Linked DNA regions of Homo sapiens: all the other regions are linked to region 2. A link is a contact called in ENCODE Hi-C or POLR2A ChIA-PET data. All regions are on one chromosome and are shown on one strand. Each heading gives the region's core, a stretch centred on a gene start or an enhancer-like site at or near the end of the contact. The rest is flanking DNA. Distances are from core to core; before and after follow the strand shown.

Region 1 (3,960 bases), core at 1,277-3,776, 500 kb before region 2:
GGGGTTTTGGAGGATGATTGCTTTTTAAGAACCATGCACCTGAAACATGATGGAAGGGTACAGTATGTGCCCAACTCTGACACCCTTGCTGACCTACAGAATATAATGCAAGCCACATACATAATGCAGTAAAATGGCTACATTAAAAAGTTAAAAGTAACTAATGAAATTGACTTTAATAATATTTTATTTAACCCTTTATAGGTAAATTATTTCAATATGTAATCAATATAAAATTATTAGTAAGAAATTTTACATTCTTTTTAAAAATTACATCTCCAAACTCTGGGGTATCTCACATTGAATACGTTTCAATTTGGACTAACCACATTTCCTTTTTTTTTTTTTGACAAGGAGTCTCGCTCTGCCACGCAGGCTGGAGTGCAGTGGCGCGACCTTGGCTCACTGCAAGCTCCGCCTCCCAGGTTCATGCCATTCTCCTGCCTCAGCCTCCCTAATAGCTGGGACTACAGGCGCCTGCCACCACACCTGGCTAATTTTTTGTATTTTTAGTAGAGATGGGGTTTCGCCGTGTTAGCCAGGAAGGTCTCGATCTCCTGACCTCGTGATCATCCCACCTCGGCCTCCCAAAGTGCTGGGATTACAGGCGTGAGTCGCTGTGACTGCCTGGACTAGCCACATTTCAAGTGCTCAATAGCTATGTATGACTAATGGTGACTGTATTGGACAGTGCGGTTTTAGTCCATCTCCAAATAACCTGAAGACAGAAATCACCAAAATGCTGCCATAAGTGTGGTTGATCAGCAGGTTATTGTCCTATACTAAAGATCAATTACTTTCAAATTGATAAAGTGAAGTCCATGCCTAGTTTTCTTGCACCCTGGGGTGGTGATATCCTGTTGCATGCTGACTTTCATCGTGGCTGTTAACTCTCACAAGAGGCCACAGAGGAAAGTGAAAACAATAATCCCTAAGATTTATTGAATACTTACTATGTGCCAGACACTTCCTGTGGATTATTGCATTTAATTCTCACAATAAACTTATGAGATAATTGCTCTCAGTATCTTCTGAAACTCCACAAGTAAGTTACCCGCCCAAGTTACATGAATGTGAGTAGAAGGAGGGACGGGATTCCAGTCTAGGCACATGACACTGGCTGCATCACTGTTCTGCCTCCTAGCCAGCATGAGTGCCTTCAGTAATGAGCCCACATCTTTGACATATAAGACTTTGGTTCTAGTCAACCAAATTCAATCCAGCGAACCTTCCCACAAATAGACTCAACAGTCAACAAACAACCTTAAGCATCCAGACTCTGGGTAGGAAGAAATTAATAAGGCACTAAACCTGTTCTAGGAGCTTATGATTTAGTGAGAAAGACAAAGACTTTACGAATTGAAAACTATTCATACATTAGTGTTACTAAGAAGGTAGAACCCCAGGTCCAAGGAAGAAGAATGTATTCAATTCAGCTGGAGGAAACTAGAGAAGATTTTGGAAGGAAGGGCCTCAGTGTCGCATCTGGAAGAATAAGCTCCCCTGGTCCAGATTTCAGTCAATAACTTTTCATTATTTAATCAAATGAGTCAGTTTACCCAAGGGACATAATATGAGTAAAATGGAACCCATGAACTAGTTTTCCTTCTTCATTTGAAGGTCTCTTTTCTCCAGTATAGAGTTTGTGTATACTCAGGAAATTAATTAGGTGAGTCGAGTAGCGTTTATCTTAATGAAGTGAATTCAACCAGTAAAGAACAACAGGTATCAGGCGGAGTTCTGGCCTTGGGATTCCCATCTTTCCTGGCAACCAGACTTTTTTCCTAGTAAAAAGTCATCTCCAAAACATCAGATATTGATCTTGTGTGTTTGCACTGAGTGAGGATTACTGTTATTTTATTAGACTTTTACTTTAATATATGTATTGGTGTGCAATACAAGATGTATTTCATACAGTGGGTATGGTTGTAAAAATTCGAGAACCACAGCTCACTGTGTGTGTGATGGTTGAGAAGGAGGTGTCTTTGTCTTGCCTGACACTGGTCTGGCTGTGTCTCCTCCCGTCTCTATCAGCCCTGCTACAGGCTGCCCTTCACTTTGGTACTGTCAGCTTTGCAGAACTCTTGGACACAGCTCTCTCAATAATAACATGTGTGTTTTCTGCCAGGATGCTTGTTAGTGAGGAGTGGATTTGGGGTGGCCACACATCCCTAACTTCCTCACCTTCATTCTCCATAGTACCTCTCCCCAAGCCCTGAGGTACACCATCCTCGACTGAAGAGTTGAGTCTCTTACAGAAACAGAAAAATCTTGATTTTTCCCTTAGCCTGTGACAAAAGCACCCCAGATGTTAAAATATTCACAGGGAGAGCATTCACTGACATCTGCATTTCTTAATCTTATTTCTTGGCTTAGTCTGCTTTCCTCTATAAGGATACCTCTTTCTCTAATGTCCACTATGCCAATGGCCCTGACAACATTCAGGCAATCTTACAGCAGCCTGGGATTCACATCCTTTCTGGCAGCTGGACCTATTTGCAAGTCTGAGTTTCCATTACGGAATCATGCTCAAGACATCAGCCAGGACAGTCCACCCAGGCACACTGCGTGTGTGCGTGCACACACATGTGAGAGAGAGAAAGAGAGAGGTACACATCTGTTTGTGTTTGCACATACATGCCCTCCACTGGCAGGGAAAGATTTTGACATTCCCTGTCCTCCGGAATTGCTCAGGGCAGATATAGGCAAGCTAAATCCCATTCATTTTGAGTTGTGAGTTACCCATCTGCCTCTCATTCTTTCAAACGCAGATGAACTATTGGATCAAACAAGTTTACACACACACACACAAACACACTTCCCAAAGACCAACATTAATCACTCAAATACTACAATTTACACCAGTTGTTTTTAAATGAAACATGTATTAGGAGCATTACTGGAGCTTGTTAAAATTTAAATTCTTGGGCCCTCATCCAAGGAATTTTGGTTTTGGAAAGCTGGGCAGGGCCTTATAATGTGAATTATAATAAACACTCCAAGCGATTCTGATGCAATCCTAAGGACTACCCTTTGAAAAAAGTTTCTGTACTTCTTTGAGCCATTTTCCTACTGCCAGCCACTACAACTGGCAAGGCCAGCTCTCCACAATGGAGTCAGGACTTCATATAATTATGCAGTGTTTTTGTTCTTTTTTTTACCTCTAGTCTAAGACCCCTCTTGCCCTTACCTTTACCACAGGCCTAACTAGAAAAAGAATCTAAATGGACTCTTTACAGAGCTATCAACTTAAGTGGTAGGGCTATCACCTTCAGTGGCAGCTTCCTGAAACGATACATCATATTGAAATCTTGAAATTAACACCTGCCTGTGAGTGCTTAATTAGATGTGTGCACTGAGGCCTTTCTCCTCCTGAACCTCTTTCTAGGGGTGGGGGTGAGATATGCGTTGAGGGTAGGGTGTTTGGTCTTCCAACCACAGTTACATGCCTCCTACGAGTTACTGGATCAATTCACACTTCATAGAGACATAGATGACTTGGGAAGACCTGGAGGACTGGGTTGCTTAAAGAGCCTTTGAGGTGGATCTTGACCAGCAGCAGGCACACGACTGCCTGAGGCGGTCTTCTTTTGGGGAGGGGGTGGAAGTGTAAACCTGTACCCAGGAATACAAATCTGAGAAGAAGGCAAGCCAAGGCTGTGGGGAGACATAAGTCCTGTGGTTCTTCCCCAGGGTCGTGGCCAGTCCTCTGTTCTCTGATAGGCAGCAGCAGCTCAGCTTGAGTAATTTACACTTGAAAACAATCAAGCTTACTCTTCTACTAAGGGCTCCAATCTGCAAGCCAGTGGACCAGCAGGTCTCTAACACTGCTTCTCTTCTTTTTTCTTTACACTTTACTCTATGGGTTTATACCTTTGCCAGCCCCCCTTTCCCCGTGATCTCCCTTTTCCTCAGATTTGGTTGTATTTCTTGGTCTTGTGCTGAGGAGCCTCTACCCCT
Region 2 (3,641 bases), core at 838-3,337:
TCAGATTCTTATTTCACGTAGACAGAAATACACATAATGATGTCTTCTCCATATAACCAAGTCATCTGAAGTATAGGAGTTGCGTATATTTGTTTACAGGGTTTTCAAAGAGAAAAACGCTACTTCGGAGATATAACAAAGCTGGGTAATTGTACAGACATATGTGGTCATTAGATTTTTAAAATTCTTCCTTTTGAGTTCGGCCTTGGGCAAGCTGTTAGCGGGTTGTCACTTAGTCTATGTTTTACTTTAAAAGAGAATTTACTGTAAAATCCTGAAGTAGAGAACCATATACCTGGCAGTGGATTAACTTGAGAGGCTACACAGTTTATTATGTTTCCTTAATGAAGACCTTCATGTCCTATAGTACTGAAATATATAAAATTCATAAATGCTTTCATTTCTAAGTGGTCCTGAAAGAAGCATGGGGGAAAAGAGCATGCTTGATTTTTGTCCCCCCACCCCTTTTTAAAGGACCCTACATAGCTGTCTGTGTCACGGAAGGTTAGTAAACCGGCTGAAATTAGGAGACAATAAAGTTAAACTAAAAATCTGAGTCTCTTAAAACTAACAAATATGCCTAAAAACAAAATCACCTTTTCATCAACTTTTTAAAAAAACAAAATTAAGTGAATGCAAAATATTTTCTGGATAGCTGACAAGTACTGACAAAGAAATACCCTGCTTTTTTGTTGTTTTGTATTTTGGGTAGGGGGGGAAGAAAGGAGAAAAGATAAAAATTAATTTTGGACGGGAGAGTCAAGAAAGAAAATCAAACTCGCTGAATTAGGTAAGGAGTCAACTAAATTTGCAAATAAAGTGTTCTTGGGACATTTTATTTCGTAATGTTACAGAGTCCCCTCAACAAGAAGGCATGGAATGCTGTTCAAAACTTGACAATTCTGCTTTCTCTGATACTTTTTTAAAGCAGTAAAAAGTGCCGAGGGCCGCTTTTGGATCAGTTGGCAGTATTTTCGGCATGCCTGTGTGTTTGTGTGGATATAAATGAATACCCCTATATTCACACACACACACACAAATATGTACACAGCCACATCTCGGCATGGGCGATTACACTTTCGATAACAACGCTCCTTCAAATTTTACTCCTCCGCCATGTAGTTGCTTGTCAAAATGAGAAAAGAAATAACATTTTTCAAAAAAAGCGCTGTGGTGATTCGGTTCCCATTGTTTCCCCCTGCAAGAGGAAGAAAAACAAAAAACCCCAAGAAAGGAAAAGAAAAGCCTCCATCTCACCTGGCCTGCGCCTCATCCAAACTCTGGTCTGTGATGGTCATAATTTGCTGTAAAATGTCTCCAATGTCCTGCTTCCTCCCGCCCTCCCCCTCGGTCCCTCCGGCCCCATCCTGCAAGTGCTGGGACAGGCCGGGGTGTCCGGCCATCCCGACCCCAGCATGGGAATGCATCAGCCTGGGCTGCTCGTCCATCTCCAAAGGCTACGGCAGCCCCCGGCTCTTCCTCTTCTGCTCCTCGGCTCGGCTCCTGGGAAGCACCAAGGCTTTTTATCCTTCAAGCTTGTCTTCAAATCCTTTTCAGGATAAACAGGGAAGGGGGAAAAAAGAAGACCAAAAGAAAAAAAAAATCCCTTTGCCTCTTTAGAGGATGGTGGGAGGATGAGGAGGGGGAGGGGGAGGGGGCGTGAAGGGGTTGCGGGGTGAGGGTGGGGATAAGGGCTGGTGGGGAAGGGTGTTGACTCCAAAAAGCAAGAAAAATAAACCACCTTCCCACTTGGCGAAAAGAAATCAGAGCTGGCTTTAGGTTTTTCAGTCCGGTCTCCTTTGCAAGGCAGAAATGGGCTCCCGGCGCTTAAATCTGTGGCTTAATCCTTTTGCAAATATGCATTGATCGGGAGAAAGGAGAGGAAGGCAGGGGGATTGCAATGCAAACTTTCCCCCCCCACCCCCCGCTGCCCCCCACCCCCACTCCGGGCCAGAGTGATCTCAAAGGGGGTGGGCTGTTGCAAAAGCCAGATCTCCCCCAGCCGCGGCGGCAGGCAAAGCACAGGCTCTCTCCTCCTCCGTGTCTCTGCAAACTCCAGCAGCCCCGTCAGCCTCCTGCTTTTGTTTAGCTCAGGCTCAGGACTCCAGAAACATATACAGAAAAACCACAGCCTGAGAGGAGGAGGAGGAGGAGGAGAAGAAGGAGGAGGAGGACGAGAAGGAGGAGAGGGGAGGGGGCAAAGGGAAGGGGAGGGGGCGGGGAAGCCGGGAGGCTGGGGAGAGGAGGAGGGAGGAGGGCGCCTGGAGCTCCTCCCCGCTTCCCTGATTGGCCACCAGATAAAGGACCGGCCCCCTCCTCCCCTACTTTCCTCACGGCGCCTCCTCTCCAGCCTCCTTCAGCTCCTCCTCGCCCGGCGCCCTGTCAATCAGAGTTCAGAGGTGGGCCGGGAAGGAGGCCGAGCTAATAGCAAGTCTCCAGTCCTTAAAGGTGCAATGGTACTGTAGTTCCAGCTCACTTAGTTTCCACTTTCCCTGCTCGCCTTACTTAGGTTGCGTCCTTGAGGAAAATGTGGCTCCACTTAAATGCAAACATATAAAATTAACACGAAAGAACACAGACGGTGTGCGTCTTCCCGCCCACCCCTGCTTTTCTTTTGCTGTGGCATTGTCATTTAAAACTTGATTCTTTTAAATGCTTAGACCTCAGGGAAACTGCTGAGAGCACAAGTTTGTCAGCACGACGTAGTTATGAAACACAATCGAGCTGTTAATATAATTAATAAAGATCTCTAATAAGTGGCAGATGTAATAATAGATACATTTAAAAAAACAATTCTAGCACAGTAAAGGTGAAAAGAATACCAAACTGTGTCATTTTTGCTGCATGAAAACTAAATTATGGACTATGAAACTGAAAAATGCTCAAGAAAAAGAAAGATTAATAAATAAGTTCACCAAATGAAACTAATTCAACATTTCTCTCTCTTCCCCCGGGGGAAATTAGTTATTTGGCTTAAATACCTAATAAAGAAATGCATTATCACAGTCTAGTTCTAGTTTTTAATATAGTCTAATAAGCATTATTAACTGGGAAGAGAAGTGAACTGACATTTATTGAATGCCTACTATGCACCAAGTAATTTGCATGAGTTATTTTATTTAATCCCCAAGACATCTTTGTGAGTTATGGATTATTATTTCCATTTTACAGAGAGGGAACTCAGAAAGGTTAAATAATTTGTCCAAGGTCCACAGTTATTAAGTGTCAAAGCTGGAATTTAAACCCAAGTGTGACTCCCTCCAAAGGCCTAGTATTTCCACTGCACAATCTGCTTCAGTCTAACAGAAATGTGTGAATAGTGTTAAAAATTAGTTATGTGTCTATTGCCTGTCCAGTTTGAAAGGAAACTTGAGGTGCTTAAAAGGGTACATATTCCAACAAGACAACTCCAATTGAAAATGGGTAGGAAAAAATAAAAAATAAATACAATGGGATCAAGAAAAAAGCCAACAAAAGTCATAACTAAGGTCCAGTATCATAGCTCCAGACAGACACAAATTTGCTTCCAATCTTTTCATTGGGCAAAGTGAGAGGGAAAAATCTGACTGTGTACACAGTCACAATGAATATAAGATAAAATAGCAGGCCAATTACTTAGGAAATGTCCAGAATATTTTGTA
Region 3 (3,962 bases), core at 65-2,564, 260 kb after region 2:
CCCATCCTAGTTATTTTGCCAATTAGTCATATATTGCTTGATATTCTCATTATTTCTATGCATATAGTTTATGTATCTAGATTGTCAGCTTCTTGGGGATGGAGAGGGTGCATTGTTTTTATTCATAGAATTCTCTGGCATTAGATAGGTGCTGGATACCCAGTCGTTTTCCATTATTATTATTATTTTAGATTTTTACTTTAAGTTCTGGGATACATGTGCAGAATGTGCAAGTTTGTTGCATAGGTATACAGGTGCCATCGTGGTTTGCTGTACCTATCAACCTGTCATCTAGGTGTTAAGCCCCAGAGGTCACAGTTTCTATCTATCACAATTACATAAAACTTTAACAAATTTACAAGTTGATGAAAATTAAGTAGAAGGCAATATTTTATAATAGAGAAAGAACTCATTAGGAAATTCATGAATCGTGGTTCTAAAGACAAGATTTGTTATTTTAAGAAAGATGTAATATTGGGATTACAACTTTTATTGTGTTAAAATATTAACAACTCCATAGACCTATGGACTTTATAGTTCATTACAGACATTAATAATGCCAAGGAAGGCAATCAACTTTAGTTCAAATAAGCAAATGATTAGAGACAAACAATAGAAACGGAAACAGAACTCTCATCGATCTGTTCACTCCTCTGGGCATTGCTCTATTATCTATAACATACATGCATTCTTACAGTGCCATTTATGGACACTGCTTCTATTCAGCACTGAACAACATTATACTCGAAGATATATCATTGTGGATTGATATAGAGCAGGATTTCTGAAAATCCTACAAAATTATAGTAATAGTAACAAATCAAAACTTCCCAGCTCTCTTTTGCACTTTGCTTTATCAGCCCTGCTATGGCAGCCGTTTTAAGTTTGTAGACCAATGGAGTTAGAAGAAAAGCAAGACCACAAAACAGAGATGCAACTGCAGCTAGAGAGTATCTGGTGAAAAGGAGCGAAAACAGGAGGTTGAAGCTTGGCAGCCTAGCCAAGTAGGTCCATGGTAGTGACAGGATTTCAGAAACCTCTGACAATTCTAAGACCTCTTTTACTTAAAAGCAGAAAACAATGCCTGGCCAAAAGTGCTGTTTCAATTTAAACGTGTGAGTGGGAGGCATTAGGTCCGCATCATATTAATTCGGGAAGTGTGATGTAAAGAAGAACTGAAAGAGTCCTGTTTTCTCTTCTTACGCCCCTGAGTTCGTTAATCTATTTTTAGCTTTTGTCCTTTCAGCTCAGCCAGGAGCTGCCCTGAGACTCAGCCTATGGCAATGTGCCGGGCTCTGAACTGAGCTGTAAAGAATGAAGGTGAAGCTTTGAGATGCTAGATTCATGGCTGGGGTTTTTACACACACATAAAATATGAATCTCAGTTGTATACAAAGCTGAACCCATCGTGCCAAAAGGATCCCAGTCAAGCAGGCCTGTAAAATGAAATCCTCTTGGACTAATTTAAGGAGACCTGAGTGATATAAATTGTGGCCTGCTCAAATGCAGGAAATAAAAAAAAATTCCAAGTTGAATACAAGCATCTCTCTTGGCGCCATTGGCAGCCTTGGTGTGTGAGCAATGGGAACAAAAAACAGACTGAGAAGTTAGCTCCCGATTCGTTTTCCTAATAACTCAGCAGCTCCCTGTTTATACTGGTCTTGTGGGCCTAATGAAACCCTCTTCAGTAAGAATTTAATACAGAGATAAACTTTTCAATAAATAAATGGCTCTGAGTTGGCTGAACTCTGATGCCTTTCAGTCTGATATAGCCGCTCCTCTGGAATTGGTATGCATAGAAAGAAAATGCTCGTAAAAACCATTCCCGATAAAAGAATTAATTCACACAGAACACTGAGCCGGAACCTCTGCCTATCAGACACTAAGATTTCTCTATTTCATTCGATTTTTCACTAACCATCTTATAGGTCTTTTGTTACCTTACTGGGTACGAGCCTCAAGGTCCCTCTGACCTTCTTAAGCAAGCACTTATGTGACTATTAGAGCTATTAAATACAGTTGCATGTAAAAAGATTTCAATACCTGGTTAGGAGATTCCAGGTACCAGAAGAGGGTGCAGTACAAATAATATGTGAACCTTGAGGATGAGTTTTATTTGAAGCAACAGCCAAACACTTGCTATAGGAAATTAACTTATTAGGATTTGAAGAGGAAGTGCATCATCTTCACTATGCCATGAGAGATCATCTGCTGTTTTCTGCAGAATATGGAAAAGAATTTCTATGATTGCCATTTAGGTAAGTTTCTAGGGAAAGATACTTCCATGAAATCATCGATTTATTAATTTAGAAAACAGTTTTCCATTTAGAATATTCAGCAAGTATTTTTTGAGCATTAGCCTGTGTTCTGGGTATTGATAATATTCCAGGCCATGATCCTTCATCTCGTAAGTCAATCAACATAGAGAAAAGATGACATTGTCGTGAATACTTAATCAAAAACCAGGTTTTCGTTTGCTGTGGTACATTAGAGAATAAGTCAAATATGCATTTTTTTGGTTTCAAAATATAACAAAAATTTATGACTTTATACAAATTGCTGTGACCTATTTCTTGAAACATTGGATAAATTACTTGCTTCCAACCTCACATGATTATAAAAAAGTGAAAATGATTAGTTTGTAATTAATTATAATAGGTGATTCATAGGTATTAAAAGTATAAGAGAAAGTAGACATTGTTTCAGGAAGCCATTTTATGAAACATTAAGAACTATATTTTATATAAGATAAATATTATTGGACACAATATATAAACACATGCTTATTTTGTGTCTAAGAATACAATTTACCAAAAGAAAATGTGAATCTCCAATGTATAGTCACAATATTAAGTAATAACTGAAAGATAGCTTAATACATCAAATAAGAATTTTCAGAAAATATTTACTACTGAGATGTGTGCTATGTAAATTTAAAGAGTATTCTGAAATGATCATCTAACATAAAGAGGATACTTTTTCAATTTTAGGGTCTTTCTCAAATGTTAAAAGTTCTGATTCTCCTCTAGGGAGAGTTTCAAGAGAACATTTTATTTCCTAATAAACAATCAAAACTTTAGTAGTTACTAATATTGTAAGGTCATTCTCATGGGATCTTTTATCAAAAATGGTTGACCTGGATTCTGTTTGAGGTTTAGGTGTGTCAGTCCTGTCAAGCTGCTATGGCTTCAGGGCAAAGTCAGCCTTAGTCTGTGGCAGAATAGGTGCCTGCTTAGTGGTGTGATCAAAGGCATACAGAAGTCTTACAACCCAGAGCTCTCTCCATCAAACAAGTAATACCACAAAGTTTGAAATCCTGGTGTTAATGATTTATTTTTATGCTTCAGCCAGGGATGACAACAGATTTTATTCCACTTTCTAATGTTGGTAGTGACTGCATCTTTAAGATTGTTTGCCTAAAAGATTGTTAGAAAAGACTAATAATATTGTTTAACAATATCTGTCATAAGTAAGGGCTAGGTTACATTTGACAACCTTATGGGTTATTAATTTTATCATATAAAGCATAAATACTCTTTGGAAAGGTGCTGTACCCATCATTTGGTCCATGAGATCCTGTTTATTTATTTAAGTCTGTATATACATATATACATATGAATACATAATTTGTATACATACATATGTAATTATAAATATTTTGGACATATAAACATACAACTAATATAGTATATGAAATTTCTAGATGGTCCACATCCTGGCTTGGTATGAACTTGGTAGTCTCATCTTGTAAGATTATAGTCATTCTAGTGGGTAAGTAGTGGAATCCTATTATGTTTTTAATTTGTGTTTCTCTGATGATTAACAAGGGTTAGAACCTTTTCACATACTTCTTTGCCCTTTGATATGCTTCTTTTATGAAGAATCTGTTTAAGTCTGTTGCATCTGACAAAGGCCTAGTATAAGGAACTTGAACAAATTTACAGGAATGAAAACATTAAAAA

What was found. Hi-C counts contacts between places; a loop is a spot of excess contacts on that map. ChIA-PET counts read pairs that join two places held with the same protein, here RNA polymerase II (POLR2A). Pooled maps may share reads with other maps.
Region 1: a map of sigmoid colon shows a loop between it and region 2 (4-fold over the local background). The contact joins the enhancer-like site here to the promoter of PBX1 in region 2. A Hi-C loop is called at or near these places in 5 of 168 maps with a recorded cell type or tissue (dorsolateral prefrontal cortex, posterior cingulate gyrus, sigmoid colon and 1 more) and 10 of 50 pooled maps.
Region 3: a map of sigmoid colon shows a loop between it and region 2 (3-fold over the local background). The contact joins the enhancer-like site here to the promoter of PBX1 in region 2. A Hi-C loop is called at or near these places in 1 of 168 maps with a recorded cell type or tissue (sigmoid colon) and 2 of 50 pooled maps. POLR2A ChIA-PET finds 5 or more read pairs at or near these places in 2 of 52 experiments (PC-9 and WTC11).

What each region holds. Positions count from the first base shown.
Region 1 is chr1:165,062,342-165,066,301 of GRCh38, reverse strand. No RefSeq gene overlaps it. Among named protein-coding and RNA genes, the nearest start is that of LMX1A-AS2, 140 kb to the left of the region's middle. Within about 2 kb of position 2,526, at least 3 of the 41 ENCODE cell types and tissues checked have a DNase peak (open chromatin) inside an H3K27ac peak, as active enhancers do.
Region 2 is chr1:164,557,630-164,561,270 of GRCh38, reverse strand. It overlaps PBX1 (PBX homeobox 1), which reads right to left and starts at 2,087. Exons shown (of 9, transcript NM_002585.4): 1 at 1,258-2,087. The coding sequence starts at 1,448. RefSeq lists an enhancer at 2,006-2,505.
Region 3 is chr1:164,293,688-164,297,649 of GRCh38, reverse strand. No RefSeq gene overlaps it. Among named protein-coding and RNA genes, the nearest start is that of PBX1, 260 kb to the left of the region's middle. Within about 2 kb of position 1,314, at least 2 of the 41 ENCODE cell types and tissues checked have a DNase peak (open chromatin) inside an H3K27ac peak, as active enhancers do.